2 separate regions of the Homo sapiens genome follow, and region 1 is linked to region 2. Evidence: chromatin contacts called from ENCODE Hi-C or POLR2A ChIA-PET data. All regions are on one chromosome and are shown on one strand. The core of a region is the stretch at or near the end of the contact, and the rest is flanking DNA. Distances in the headings are between cores, read along the strand shown. Region 1 holds the start of PGD (phosphogluconate dehydrogenase). Region 2 holds the start of NMNAT1 (nicotinamide nucleotide adenylyltransferase 1).

Evidence for each region. Hi-C counts contacts between places; a loop is a spot of excess contacts on that map. ChIA-PET counts read pairs that join two places held with the same protein, here RNA polymerase II (POLR2A). Pooled maps may share reads with other maps.
Region 1: a map of naive thymus-derived CD4-positive, alpha-beta T cell shows a loop between it and region 2 (12-fold over the local background). The contact joins the promoter of PGD here to the promoter of NMNAT1 in region 2. A Hi-C loop is called at or near these places in 1 of 168 maps with a recorded cell type or tissue (naive thymus-derived CD4-positive, alpha-beta T cell), 4 of 37 single-sample maps with no recorded cell type and 13 of 50 pooled maps. POLR2A ChIA-PET finds 5 or more read pairs at or near these places in 4 of 52 experiments (B cell, OCI-LY7, activated B cell and 1 more).

The regions. Positions count from the first base shown.
Region 1 is chr1:10,394,107-10,400,845 of GRCh38, forward strand. PGD (phosphogluconate dehydrogenase) reads left to right here and starts at 4,958. Exons shown (of 13, transcript NM_002631.4): 1 at 4,958-5,019; 2 at 5,523-5,598; 3 at 6,287-6,466. The coding sequence starts at 5,012. RefSeq lists an enhancer at 4,346-4,655 and silencers at 5,136-5,455, 5,548-5,724.
Region 2 is chr1:9,939,969-9,947,235 of GRCh38, forward strand. It overlaps NMNAT1 (nicotinamide nucleotide adenylyltransferase 1), which reads left to right and starts at 3,507. Exons shown (of 5, transcript NM_022787.4): 1 at 3,507-3,547. LZIC (leucine zipper and CTNNBIP1 domain containing) reads right to left here and starts at 3,423. Exons shown (of 8, transcript NM_032368.5): 1 at 3,281-3,423; 2 at 2,656-2,814. RefSeq lists enhancers at 2,452-3,022, 2,556-3,755, 3,023-3,592.

The sequences.
Region 1 (6,739 bases), core at 3,708-6,207, 460 kb after region 2:
CAGCCTGGCCAACATGGTGAAACCCTGTCTCTACTAAAAATGCAAAAATTAGCCAGTCATGGTGGCATGCCTGTAATCCCAGCTACTTGGCAGGCTTAAAACAGGAGAATTGCTTTAACCCGTGAGGTGGAGGTTGCAGTGAACTGAGATGGTGCCACTGCACTCCAGCCTGGGCGACAGAGTGAGACTCCATCTCAAAAAAGAATTAAAGAGAAACAAAGGGACAACAAAGATGAGAAATATAGAAAACAAGTATTAAAATGTCATCCATATATTCAACCATATCAACAATTACATTAAACATGAATGGACTAAATATTCCAAAGGGCACAGACTGTAAAACTGTATAAAAAAGCAAGATTCAACTATATGCTATCTACAAGAGATCCTTTAGATTCAAAGACACAAATAATAGAGTGAAAGTGAAAAGATATACCATGCAATCAAGAATCACAAGAGAGCAGGAATAGCTATATGAACAACAGTCAACATGGCCTTTTTCCCCAAGTTCTTCCTGCATACATTTAACTCAGCATAGACTTTAATAGTAGTATTAATATTAGAAACATAAAGGAACATTTTATGATGATAATGGCTATATCAATACATTATGAAGATTTAGCCATTATAAATATATACACTGCTAACATTAGTCTCAAAAACAGAATTGAAAGGAAAAATATACAATTGAAAATCCATGATAGGCCCAGTACAGTGGCTCAACGCCTGTAATCCCCGCACTTTGGGAGGCCGAGGCAGGCAGATCACTTGAGGTGAGGAGTTCGAGACCAGCCTAGCCAACATAATGAAATGCTGTCTCTACTAAAAAAAAAAAAAAAAAAAAAAAAATTAGCTGGATGTGGTGGCACTTGCCTGTAATCCCAGCTACTCAGGAGCCTTAGGCAGGAGAATCGCTTAAACCTGGGAGGTGGAGCCTGTAGTGAGCCGAGATCATGCCAGTGTGATATTGAGTCTTGCAAATCCGTTAACATGTTACAATGTCTTATTTAGATCTGTAATTTGCTTCAGCAATGTTTTGTGGTTTTGAGTGTATAGGCTTTGGACTTATTTTATTAAATTCAATATCTTATTCCAAATATTTTATTCTTTTGATGTTATTGTAAATGACACTTTTTTTTTTTTGAGACTGAGTCTCACCCTATTGCCCAGGCTGGAGTGCAGTGGCACCTCCCAGGTTCAAGCAATTCTCCTGCCTCAGCCTCCTGAGTAGCTGGGATTTTTAGTAGAGATGGGGTTTTGCCAGTTTGGCCAGACTGGTCTTGAACTCCTAGGCTCAAGTGATCTGCCTGCCTTGGCCTCCTAAAATGCTGGGATTACAGCCATGGGCCACTGTGCCCGGCCATAATTTTTGAATTTTTTTTTTTTGGTAGAGATGGGTTTCCGCCATGTTGCCCAGGCTGTTCTCCAACCCTGGGCTCAAGTGATACTCCTGCCTCGGCCTTCCAAAGTGCTGGGACTATAAGTGCAGGTGTGGACCACCGTGCTTGGCCTTTTTTTTTTTTCTTTTTTTTTTTTGAGACAGGGTTTTGGCTCTGTCACTCAGGCTGGAGTGCAGTGGTACCATCATGACTCATTGCAGCCTCAATGTCCCAGCCTCAAGCAGTCTTTCCACCTAACCCTCTCGAGTAGCTGGGACTACAGGCATGCACCACCACACCTGGCTAGTCTTATTTTTAATTTTTGTTTTTTTAAGTAGAGATGGGGGTCTCACTATGTTGCTCAGGCTGGTCTCCAACTCCTGGGCTCAAGTGATTCTCCCACCTCAGCCTCCCAAAATGCTGGGATTACAGGCGTGAACCGCCATGCCCAGCAGAAAAATTGTCATTGGAATAAAGTCTGGGGTTTTGTTAAAAGTTTTATATCGGCCGGGTGTGGTGGCCCATGCCTGTAATCCTAGCACTTTGAGAAGCTGAGGGGGGAGATTCCCTGAGCTCAGGGATTCAAGACCAGCCTGGACAATGCAGTGAAACCCTGTCTCTACTAAAATACAAAAAATTAGCTGGGCGTGGTGGCGTGCACCTGTAGTCCTGGCTACTTGGGAGGCTGAGGCAGGACAATTTCTTGAACCCAGGAGGCAGAGGTTGCAGTGAGCCGAGATCACGCCACTGCACTCCAGCCTGGGCGACAGGGCGAGACCTGGAGTGCAGGCACAATTATGGCTCCCTGCAGCCTTGACCTCCCCAGGTTCAGGTGATCCTCCCACCTCAGTTTTTCTATTTTTAGTAGAGCCCTCCACCTCCCGGGTTCAAGCAATTCTCCTGCCTCAGCCTCCTGAGTAGCTGGGATTACAGGCATGTGCCACCACGACGGGTTAATTTTTGTATTTTTAGTAGACACAGGGTTATACCATGTTGCCCAGGCTGGACTTCAACTCCTGGGCTCAAGTGATCCACCTGTCTTGGCCCCACAAAGTGCTAGGATTACAGGTGTGAGCCACCACACCTGGCCAGCAGTTTCTTAAAAAGTTACACTTACCTTAAAACCCAGCAATCCACTCCTAAGTATATGTCTAAAAGAAATGAAAACAACAGGCTGGGTGTGGTGGCTCACACCTGTAATGCCAGCACTTTGGGAGGCTAAGGTGGTAGCTCTCCAGACCACCCAGGGCAACATGGTAAAACCCCGTCTCCACTAAAAATACAAAAAAATTAACCGGGTGTGGTGGGGCACACCTCTAGTCCCAGCTACTTGGGAGGCTGAGGCAGGAGAATCACTTGAGCCCCAGAGGCAAAGGTTTCAGTAAGCCGAGATCGTGCCACTGCACTCTAGCTTGGGCTACAGAGTGAGACTCCATCTCACACACACACACACAAAAGAAATGAAAACAACAATTTGTACATGAGTTCAAAACAGAATTATTTATTTCCCAAACTAGAAACAATCCAAATGTCTATCAACAGATAAATGGATAAGCAAATGATGACACAATTGCATTAATGGAATACCACTCAGCAATGAAAAGGAACAAACCACTCATACCTACAACACAGATGAGCCTCAGAAACGTGATGCTAAGTGAAAGAAGCCAGACCAAAAAAATTATATGCTATTATTCCATTTCTATGAAATTTCTGGAAAAGGCAAAAACCATGCAAAGTAGATCAGAGGTTGGCTGGGGGTGAGAGCAGAGACTGACTACAAATAGGCCCAAGGGAACGTTTTGGGGTGATGGAAGTTTTCTATAAGTGGATTATGGTGATGGCTACACAACAGTATAAATTAAAGGTCATCCAAATGTGTACTTACAATGTTTGAATTGTATGACATGTAAATTATCTCATTAAATCTGTATTTTAAAAAAAGAACTGTGCTGTGAAGTTTGACATATTTTAAAGTAGGATGTCTTAGCCGGGCATGGTGTTGCATGCCTGTAGTCCTAGCTACTCAGGAAGTTGAGGCTAGAAGATTGCTCGACCTCAGGAGTTCAAGGCTGCAGTAAGCTATGGTCATGCCACTGCACTCCAGCCTGGGCAACAGAGCAAAGACCTGGTCTTTATAAAAATTAAAAACCGGCCGGGCACAGTGGCTCACACCTCTAATCCCAGAACTTTGGGAGGCTGAGGTGGGTGGATCACTTGAGGTTAGGAGTTCGAGACCAGCCTGGCCAACATGGTGAAACCCTGTCTCTACTAAAAATAAAAACATTAGCTGGGCATGGTGGCACACACCTGTAGTCCCAGCTACTTGGGAGGCTGAGGCAGGAGAATCGCTTGAACCTGGGAGGTGGAGGTTGCAGTGAGCCCAGATCGCGCCACTGCCCTCCAGCCTGGAGACACAGCCAGACTCCATCTCAACAATGACATCAAAAAAAGGCCGGGCACGGTGGCTCACGCCGGTAATCTCAGCACTTTGGGAGGCCAAGGCGGGCGGATCACGAGGTCAGGAGTTTGAGACCAGCCTGGCCAAGATGGTGAAACCCCATCTCTACTAAAAATACAAAAATTAGCTGGGCGTGGTGGCGGGCGCCTGTAATCCCAGCTACTTGGGAGGCTGAGGCAGGAAAATTGCTTGAACCCGGGAGGCGGAAGGTGCAGTGAGCTGAGATCACACCACTGCATTCCAGCCCGGGCGACAGTGCGAGACTCCGTCTCAAAAAAAACAAAAAAAATCTAAAACTCAAACTTCTGAATAACAATTTCCTCCTAGCAAGAAGGGACTCAGTAAGATAAGAAGCGCTGCTTGGCTACTTTGCAAATGTCTGGCTTAAGATGGCTGGTTTTTTGTATCTGCCTCTGCATTTAACCTGGTCCATCTCGCGGGTCACATAGCCTCTACAAAATGAGAAGGGGTTCAATACCGTTAACTCCGGGCCTGGGTAAAAGACTCAAGTCCTGACCCCATCATACTCCAACCAATACATACCCCGCCTGCGCTGTCTGCGCCTGGGTCTCTTCAACCGCAGTGAGCGGTCGCACGGCTCCACATCAGGGTCGCCCTGAGGCTCAGCCTTCCCCGGCCCCATTCCGAGTGCGCACAGGACTGAACGAGCACGCCCGGTCCCTGCTCCGGAGCGGAGGACACGACGCGGACCCGCACGGTGCACCGCAGTGACCTGAGGAAGGAGCGACGGGCGCTCGCGCCAAAGGCGTCCGAGTGCCTGGTAAACTGTAAAGCGCGGTCCTGCGTGAGTTGCTATGGCTACAGCTGCGCCAGGCGGACGGCCTGCAGGACCGAGGTGCAGCTGGGACGAGCGGAAAGCTCTGCGCGTGGGCGGGGAGCCCGGAGCCTCGCCGGGGCAATGTCATCTAGGTGCTCGGCGCTCCACTGATCCGGCCCCCGGGGGTGGGCGGGCACGTTTGCCTCGGATGGTCTAACAGGCGTCGGGGAGAGCCAATGGTGTGGCTTCATGGCTCCACCCCCTTCCATTCGATTGGCCGGCGCCGAAAAGCCGGGCGTGAGCGGCCGCAGTTTCTGGAGGGAGCCGCTGCGGGTCTTTCCCTCACTCGTCCTCCGCGCGTCGCCGCTCTTCGGTTCTGCTCTGTCCGCCGCCATGGCCCAGTGAGTGACTCGCCAGGGGCAGCCCGGCTCGGCCTCAGCGGGCGGGGAACTCTTTGGGGGTCGAGATCTCCCTCGTTCTCTCCGACGCCTCCCACCCTGGGGGTCGCCTGAGCTCACTTGGGGCTCTGTGACCCTGGCCCTACGGCGTCTCGGGCCCAGAGCTCCTTCCCTGCGGGCCCGGCCCCCTGCCCTCTCGGCCGCGCAGGCATGGGGCGGGGCGGGTCCCTTCGAGGGCCAGGGAGGAGGCGCGGCCAGGCCTCGCCGAGTCTGCAGGGACACCTGCGGGACGCGTGCCAGCGGGAGCCGGGCGCGAGGGCGGGGCTGGGGGCCGCCTGCCCGGCCGAGGCTCTGCAGCGTGCGCGCCCGGCTTCTGGGGGCCCGCGGGAGGCGCGGAGGAAAGTGCAGACTCCCAGTCACGGCCAAATGTGGAAGGACCGGACCCCTGGGTTGCAGCGCGTCGAGCGGTGCTGACTCTTTCCTTTGTTCTGTTTCTGCCTCTCTAGAGCTGACATCGCGCTGATCGGATTGGCCGTCATGGGCCAGAACTTAATTCTGAACATGAATGACCACGGCTTTGTGGTAAGCGGCGTGGGCGCGTTGTCTTCTCTCTGGTTCCCGGGCGCTTTAGCCGAGGCCGGCGATAGGTTTGGGAGCTTACGGGTCTCCTGGCCGTGCTTTGCTAATGTGCTCTGTTGCTGCTCGTGGCATTTTTGTATGGAAAGGAGAAGCACCCTGTAGGCGTGGGCGGGCCGATCCCGAACTTAGTCCTGCGGAGTGTGCCTGTGGGTCCGTGAGGTTCACAGCCCGAATGAACGAATTAGTGTCTTAAGTAGAGAAGAAGGGTGCGGGAGGAGAACCCTTGCTGGCTGTGTAGAGCTCTAACTTGATTGCCTGATGAGATCTGGGGAGAGTGAAAATGTTTCTTCTAAATGTTAAAGTGGCTTAGACGCCAGGATGATCAATAACAACAGATAGAGCCTGTTGAACCGGCCAGTTCCTGGATTTGATTTTGAGTCCTAACACGTTGGGTGTGGATTCTACCTGACACACCGGGGGTAGTTGGCCTTCGCCTCGGTTGTCCGCCGTTTTCATCCTACTGAGGTGACATAACTTTACAGTGAGCCTCCCACAGCTGGGGGAAGAAAAGGCAAAGGCAGGTCTGACCTCCCCAGAACTTGGGTTGAATGGAAAGGTCATTGTTACTTTGGCCACAGTCTGAAAGTCTTGTGTGTCCTGGATCTCCTACTCAGGACTTTTGTCCTTCTAGGTCTGTGCTTTTAATAGGACTGTCTCCAAAGTTGATGATTTCTTGGCCAATGAGGCAAAGGGAACCAAAGTGGTGGGTGCCCAGTCCCTGAAAGAGATGGTCTCCAAGCTGAAGAAGCCCCGGCGGATCATCCTCCTGGTGAAGGCTGGGCAAGCTGTGGATGATTTCATCGAGAAATTGGTGAGGCCAGCTGTGCTCTCAGCTGCTACCACGATAGCAGCTGTTTTTGGTTTCTTCCTTTAGTTCTCCTTCTTTTAACTCTAGAGATTTTTTTTTTTCAATTTCTGCTAAGCTCTGACCAAATGATTGCTTAACTGTTGCAGTGTTGGTTAACTTGATAAGCGCTTATGAAGTAACTTTGTCCTTTGGTGGTAGTAATTCTGAGAATACTAACAGACATTTCAATAAACATTAAGGCGGGGCACAGTGGCTCAGGCCTGTAATCCCAGCACT
Region 2 (7,267 bases), core at 2,257-4,756:
ATTAGCTGGGCATGGTGGTGTGTGCTTGTAGTCCCAGCTACTTGGCGGGCTGAGGTGGGAGAATCATCCAAGCCTTGGAGGCAGAGGTTGCAGTGAGCTGAGATTGTGACACTGCACTCCAGCCTGGGAGACAGAGTGAGACTCCTACTCAAAAAAAAACAAAAAACAAAAAACAAACCACAAAACTTTCCAGGTAACTTATTAAAACATGTTTTTTGTTTGTTTTGAGACAGAGTCTTGCTCTGTCGCCCAGGCTGGAGTGCAGTGGAGCAATCTCAGCTCACTGCAAGCTCCGCCTCCCGGGTTCACACCATTCTCCTGCCTCAGCCTCCCGAGTAGCTAGGACTATAGGCACCCGCCACCACGCCCAGCTTATTTTTTTTGTATTTTTTAGTAGAGACGGGGTTTCATCGTGTTAGCCAGGATGGTCTCGATCTCCTGACCTCGTGATCCGCCCACCTCAGCCTCCCAAAGTGCTGGGATTACAGGCGTGAGCCACTGCACCCGGCCTAGTTTTTGTATATTTTTTTTAGTAGAGACAGGGTTTCACCATGTTAGCCAGGATGGTCTCAATCTCCTGACCTCGTGATCCGCCCGCCTCGGCCTCCCAAAGTGCTGGGGTTACAGGCGTGAGCCACCGCACACAGCATTAAAGCATGTTTTATTTTCCTACACATAATGAAATCATTACCAGATGATTTGACATGTGTACTTCATTGGAGAGGATTCTTACAGTATATTCAAAATTAAATATAATGACAAAAAATTACTACCTAATCTATTAAAATTGGCATAAGTCATCTATGATCATTAATGATATGCAAACATAAACAAGTATTATACCCAGAAGTGTAATTTATTGTAGCTACATCTTATGTATAATAGTTTAGTGGATTTTTCCTGGAAATTGTCCATTTTAATTTTTCTCTTAAGTCTGTGGAATTTTCCAGTAAAAGTCAAGGCAAACCCAAGATGTAACTGACAATGTCTTTTCAGAGTTAGTTTCCTACAGTCTAACCACACTGGATGACTTGCTGTTCCAAAAATGTCATGCACTTTTTTGAGCCTGCATTTTTTTTTCTACCTATGAAGCCCAGTTCATTCTTCAAAGTCTAGTTCAAGTGTCACCTTCTCTACAAGGTCTTCCTTGATTTCCTCCCAATCACTAGGTTGTGAATTATTTAAGTAGGGATTTTACCTTTTCTTTCTTTCGTTCGTTCGTTCTTTCTTTCCTCTTTCTTTTTTTTTTGATGGCGTCTCACGGTCACCCAGGTGGAGTGCAGTGGCATGATCTTGGTTCACTGCAACCTCTGCCTCCTGGGTTCAAGTGACTCTCCTGCCTCGGTCTCCCGAGTAGCTGGGAATGTAGGTGCCCGCCACCACGCTCAGCTGATTTTTGTACTTTTAGTAGAGATGAGGTTTCACCATGTTGGCCAGGCTGGTCTCAAACTCCTGACCTCAGGTGATCCGCCTGCCTCAGCCTCCCAAAATGCTGGGATTACAGGTGTAAGCTATCGTGCCTAGCCTTTACCTTTTTTTTTTTTTTTTTTGAGATGGAGTCTCACTCTGTCGCCAGGCTGGAGTGCAGTGGCACGATCTCGGCTCACTGCAACCTCCGCTTCCCAGGTTGAAGAGATTCTCCTGCCTCGGCCTCCCAAGTAGCTGGGATTACAGGCACGCACTACCACGCCCAGCTAATTTTTGTATTTTTAGGAGAGACGGGTTTCACCATATTGGCCAGGATGGTCTCGATCTCTTGCCCTCGTGATCTGCCTGCCTCGGCCTCCCAAAGTGCTGGGATTACAGGCGTGAGCCACCGCACCCGGCCTTTACCTTTTCTTTATACACCAGCATCCAGCACAATCTTGGACAGACAAAAAGTGCCGAATAAACAACTGGTAGATGAATAATGAGAATTGATTGCTTCTTCTTTAGCATTCAAATCTTTTTTTTTAAAATTTTTTTTGAGACGGAGTCTCGCTCTGTCGTCCAGGATGGAGTGCAGTGGCGCGATCTCGGCTCACTGCAACCTCAGCCTCCTGGGTTCAAGCAATTCTCCTGCCTCAGCCTCTCCAGTAGCTGGGACTACAGGCATGCGTCACCACATCTGGCTAATTTTTGTATTTTTAGTAGAGATGGGGTTTCACCATGTTGTCCAGGCGAGTCTTGAACTCCTGACCTCTGGTGATCCACTTGCCTCAGTCTCCCAAAGTGATGGGATTACAGGCGTGAGTCACCGCGCCCAGCTCAAATCTTATTCTCTATTTAGCACTTATTTCTGCCTTTAATTATATATGATTTTATTATAATACGTTATCTCCTCTGACTAAACTCTGGAGAACAGAATATGAGTCTGATTCCTCTCTCAGCTTTCTCAGTACCTAATACAGAATAGAACGTCGATAATTTGGTCACGTATATAAAGGCTCAACATATTTTAAGGAGCTAAAGCTATTCTGAATACATTTCAGTAAAAATGGGTGCATTTTAAAAGCCTTAACCTGGTACTACATTAGTTGAGATTTATCCCCGAAAGATTAACTCGTTGGCACCACCTAGTAGTCACTAAATGTGGTGCACTTTTCACTTTTACGAAACTACAGAAACCGCTCTCAGACACTATATCTGGAGCGGAGGGTCCTCATTCATGCTCACCTGTCTCTTAGTACTCTGATCTCTGCACAGTGCCGACCGGTCTCAAATTGCACAAACCTCCAGTTCTTGACGTTCCGAGTGTCATAAACTTGAGGAAAATGAAATTATTCATCAGGACTACAAAAGGCTCAAAGTTCAAACCACCTCGGGGTGGAGATGCTGGAAAAAAGGAAACCATTAACAAGTAATTTTATTTGCTATATATAAACTTGCCCTAAGGCAGTCCAGATAACTTCCACTTGAGCAGCCTGAGACATCAAGGGCGGGGGCACTTTCCCCCTCGACTGCGCCTACCGCAGCCTTTCTGAGTTTCTTCCTAGCGAGGCCGAGAGGGTCTTTGAGGAAAATCCCGCATCCGGACACGCCTTGAGGGATGGCGTCAAACCCAGAGGCTTGGAAAAGGTAAGGGCGGAGAGCACGCCTCTTCCTTGAAAGTGAGGAGGGTTTGGCCCAGAACCAACAGGACTGGGTGAAGAATCAGCTCCGGCCACCGCAGCAAATCCCACCCCACGCGGGAACTTGAAGTCCGGCACGTAGGTCCCGCGGCGGCCGGGCTCCAACAGGCCCCAATTGCCACCAGAGGTAGCCGTAAACCCATGGTCCCCGAAACTCCTTCCGGGCCTACCTGACAAAAACTGGGACAACCTCCTTAGGCCCCCGGGATTCCCCCTGTGCCGCCTGACCGCCCGCCAGTCCCAGAGTTTAGGGCCAGGGGCCCCGCCTACCTGAGGGCACTGGCCTGGCGGACCGCGCCGGGGGAGCACTTCCGCTGGACGCACGCACTTCCGGCCCCCTGGAACCAATGAGAGTGCGACCGAGATGTTCCACTCGCTGGCGTCCGGGCCGCTGGTGATCTCCGGTAGCACTCGGGCCGGCGGACAGTGAGGGCGCGGTAAGCTCCCCGCAAGGAGCCCCTGAGAAACTGGTCGCTTTTTGTCCTAGATATAGGGGAGTCCAGGATGGTGTGGTGGAGTCTTTAGAGTCGAATATGACCCGAGGCAAGCTCATATTCAGGTTTGGGGCAAGGAGCTTTGATTGACCCTTAATTTTTTCAGTGGAACGGAAAACTTCGGTAAAATAGCTTCTGACCTTCGGAACAGATGGATTCACCTTGGAAAGGAAAAATCTCTTTCTAGAAGAGTCTTGAGGTCTGGCACCTTTAGGCTTAACGGGGGACGGCTGGGCGTCAGAGGAGGAAATCCTTCATTCCGAACGACTTCCCTTTCCTCCTAAATCCTTCTTTCCAAATCTGTAAAAGACTACATCTACTTTGCTGGAGGTGGTTTGACACTCATGCTCCTTGAGAAGGAGGTAATGAGCTGTAGGGCAGCTCTTAAAAAGTTACCCTTGGACGGGCGCGGTGGCTCACGCCTGTAATCCCAGCACTTTGGGAGGCCGAGGCAGGCGGATCACGAGGTCAGGAGTTCGAGACCAGCCTGGCCAACATAGTGAAACCCCGTCTCTACTAAAAATACAAAAAATTAGCTGGGCGTGGTGGTGGGCGCCTGTAATCTCAGCTACTCGGGAGGCTGAGGCAGGAGAATCGCTTGAATCCTGGAGGCGGAGGTTACAGTGAGCCGAGATCGCGCCATTGCACTCCAGCCGGGGCGACAGTTCGAGACTCCATCTCAAAAATAAAAATAAAAAAAAGTTACCCTTGGCTGTCGCGGTGTGACACCTGTAAACCCAGCACTTTGAGAGCCCGCGGTGGGAGGATCATTTGAGCCCAGGCTGGGCAACATAGCAAGACCCTCATAACAAAAAATTAAAAATAAAATTACCCAGAAACTGGTTGGAACTATTTAATGATGTTCTTAGTCCATCTTCCTGAAGTAGTCCACAGAACAACATCAGTGTTCATGGTAGAATTGTTTCATCAGGGCAGTTTTTTTTTAAGTAACAATGTCTTGTTAAAAAACAAGAGCTGTGTTGCCCAGGCTGGAGTGCAGTGGTGTGATCATAGCTCACTGCAGCCTTGAACTCCTGGGCTCAAGCGATCCTCTGGCCTTGGCCCCTCAAAGTGTTGTGGTGATTGGCACAAGCCACCGACAGGCCTGGAGTCTGAAGTTAGTTATATTTCAGCTACCCAGGATAAACTTCTAACTATGATTACCACAGAACTCTACCAAAACTAATTGTTTCACTTAGTTCTGTCTGATTATGGAATCTCTTTATTACCATCAGTTGTTTTTCAGAGTTACAATTTGAATATGAAACCATTTTTCTAGCCCACCTTAGAGAAGACTGTTGACACACTAGTTGAAATGGTTGCAATAGCCTCTACCTTGCAAGACACTTCAGATTCAAAGAATTTCCTTTGCAAAAGTCGGCCGGGTGCAGTGGCTCATGCCTGTAATCCCAGCACTTTGGGAGGCCAAGGCGGGCAGATCACTTAAGGTCAGGAATTCAAAACCAGCCCGGCCAACATGGTGAAACCCCATCTCTACTAAAAATACAAAAATTAACCAGGCGTGGTGGTCCATGCCTGTAATCTTAGCTACTCAGGAGGCTGAGGCATGAGAATCGCTTGAACTCAGGAGGTGAATGCTGCAGTGAGCCAAGATCACGACGCTGCACTGCAGCCTGGGTGACAGAGCAACTCCGTCTTAAAAAAACAAAACAAAACAAAACAAAAGAAGAAAAAAATAAAAGTACCTATTAATGCAATTATCTTTCAATTTTGATTCATAAATATGTGTGGAAGTGTCAATGTTTTGGGTAAAATGGAATTCACAGTGACAGAGTCAGTGCCATACAAAACAAAACTGGAAAATATACTTTAAAAAAATTATTTGAGCTGGGTGTAGTGGCTCACACCTGTAATCCCAGGACTTTGGGAAGCCGAGGTGGGCGGATCACGAGGTCAGGAGTTTGAGACCAGCCTGGCCCCTATGGTGAAACCCTGTCTCTACTAAAAATACAAAAAATTAGCTGTGCATGGTGGCGTATGCCTGTAGTTCCAGCTACTCGGGAGGCTGAGGCAGGAGAATTGCTTGAACCCGGCAGGCGGAGGTTGCAGTGAGCCGAGATCGTGCTCTTCAGCCTGGGCTACAGGGTGAGACTCGGTCTCAAAAAAATAATAATAATAATTTGAAAAATTTGCTGAATAAACATTTGTTCACAGTGTACTTTCCCTGATTTTTTAATTTTTGTTTTTGTTTGCCCTGTCACCCAGACTGGAGTACAGTGACACGAGCACGGCTCACTGCAGCCTTAATCTCTCAGGCTCAAGTGATCCTTGCACCTCAGCCTCCCTAGTAGCTGGGACTTCAGGTGCATGCCACCACATCCGGCTAGTTTTTGTATTTTTTGTAGAGATGAGGTTTTGTCATGTTGCCCAGGCTGGTTTCAAACTCCTGGGCTCAAGTAATCCTCCCACCTTGGCCCCGCAAAGTGCCGGAATTACAGGCATGAGCCACCCCACCCAGCCTTCCCCTAATTTTGATAATGATAATCCAATGTTCTGTTCTGGCATTTGTGTAGTTTTAGCGTGTGCAGTCTTCGAAGCAGTGGAGGTATTTGCCTTTTCTTCTCTGTGACTTAGTCATTCAGCAGTTCTATGCTAAGGGTTTTTTTATATGCCTTTAGGTTCTTGTTTAGAGTTAATGGATAATGAAAACATTTCTAATGCATAAGAGAAATGCATTCTGAAACAAAAATAGAATACAAGCCTTCAGACAGAAGGCAGAGAAGAAACTGGAGAAAGAGAAATAAGATGTTAGGTAGGAAACCATGGGAGACAGCACTGGGGAAAGTAACCTCCAGACTGGGAGTCACTGGGAAACCAGATAAATGCTCCTTGGCAGCGGGAGGAGTTGAGGACACTTCAGCTTGGTCTTGGGATGGGAGCCCAGAGAACGCAAGTTGCTCCAACTAGGTAGGGAAAATGCTGGGACAGATGAAACTTGAGTGGCTAACAAGAAGTACCAGGAGCCAAAGGCTCTCTGAACACTTGGGCCTCTTTTAAATGTCTGCCTTAAATAGCTTGTACCATTGTAAGTCTTGCATAATGGGTGAGAACATGAACTTTTAGAATCAAAGATGTCACTCTAGGTGTGGTTGTATTTGGAGTAAGGAAATAATTAAGGTTAAATGAGGTCATAAGTGTGGGGCCCTGATCCGATAGGACTAGTGTCCTTATCAGAAGAGTGAATGGAGAGCTTGCCCCTTACCCTTACATACTGAAGAAAGATTATGTGAGGACTAGCAAGAAGGTGGCCATGTACAAGACAGGAACAGAGCTGCCACCAGAGACCAAATTGGCCAAAACCTTGATCTTGGGCTTCTAGTCTCCAGAATGGTGACAAAGTAAATTTCTGTTGTTTAAGTCACCCAGTCTGTGGTATTTTAGTATGACAGCCCAAGCAGACAAATACACCATCTATATGCAGATACATCCAAATCTCTAGTCTGTTGTATGTCTGTACCTCTCCCCTGAACTTGGCTTTGTTCTCCACTTGCCTACTTATTGTCACCACTTGGATATATAATAGATGTCTCAAACTTCACTTCTCTGTAAACTGAACTCCTGATAGTCCCCTCAAGCCTACTCCATAGACATCTTTCTCTTCTCTTTTTTTTGGAGACAGGGTCTTGCTGTGTCGCCCAGGCT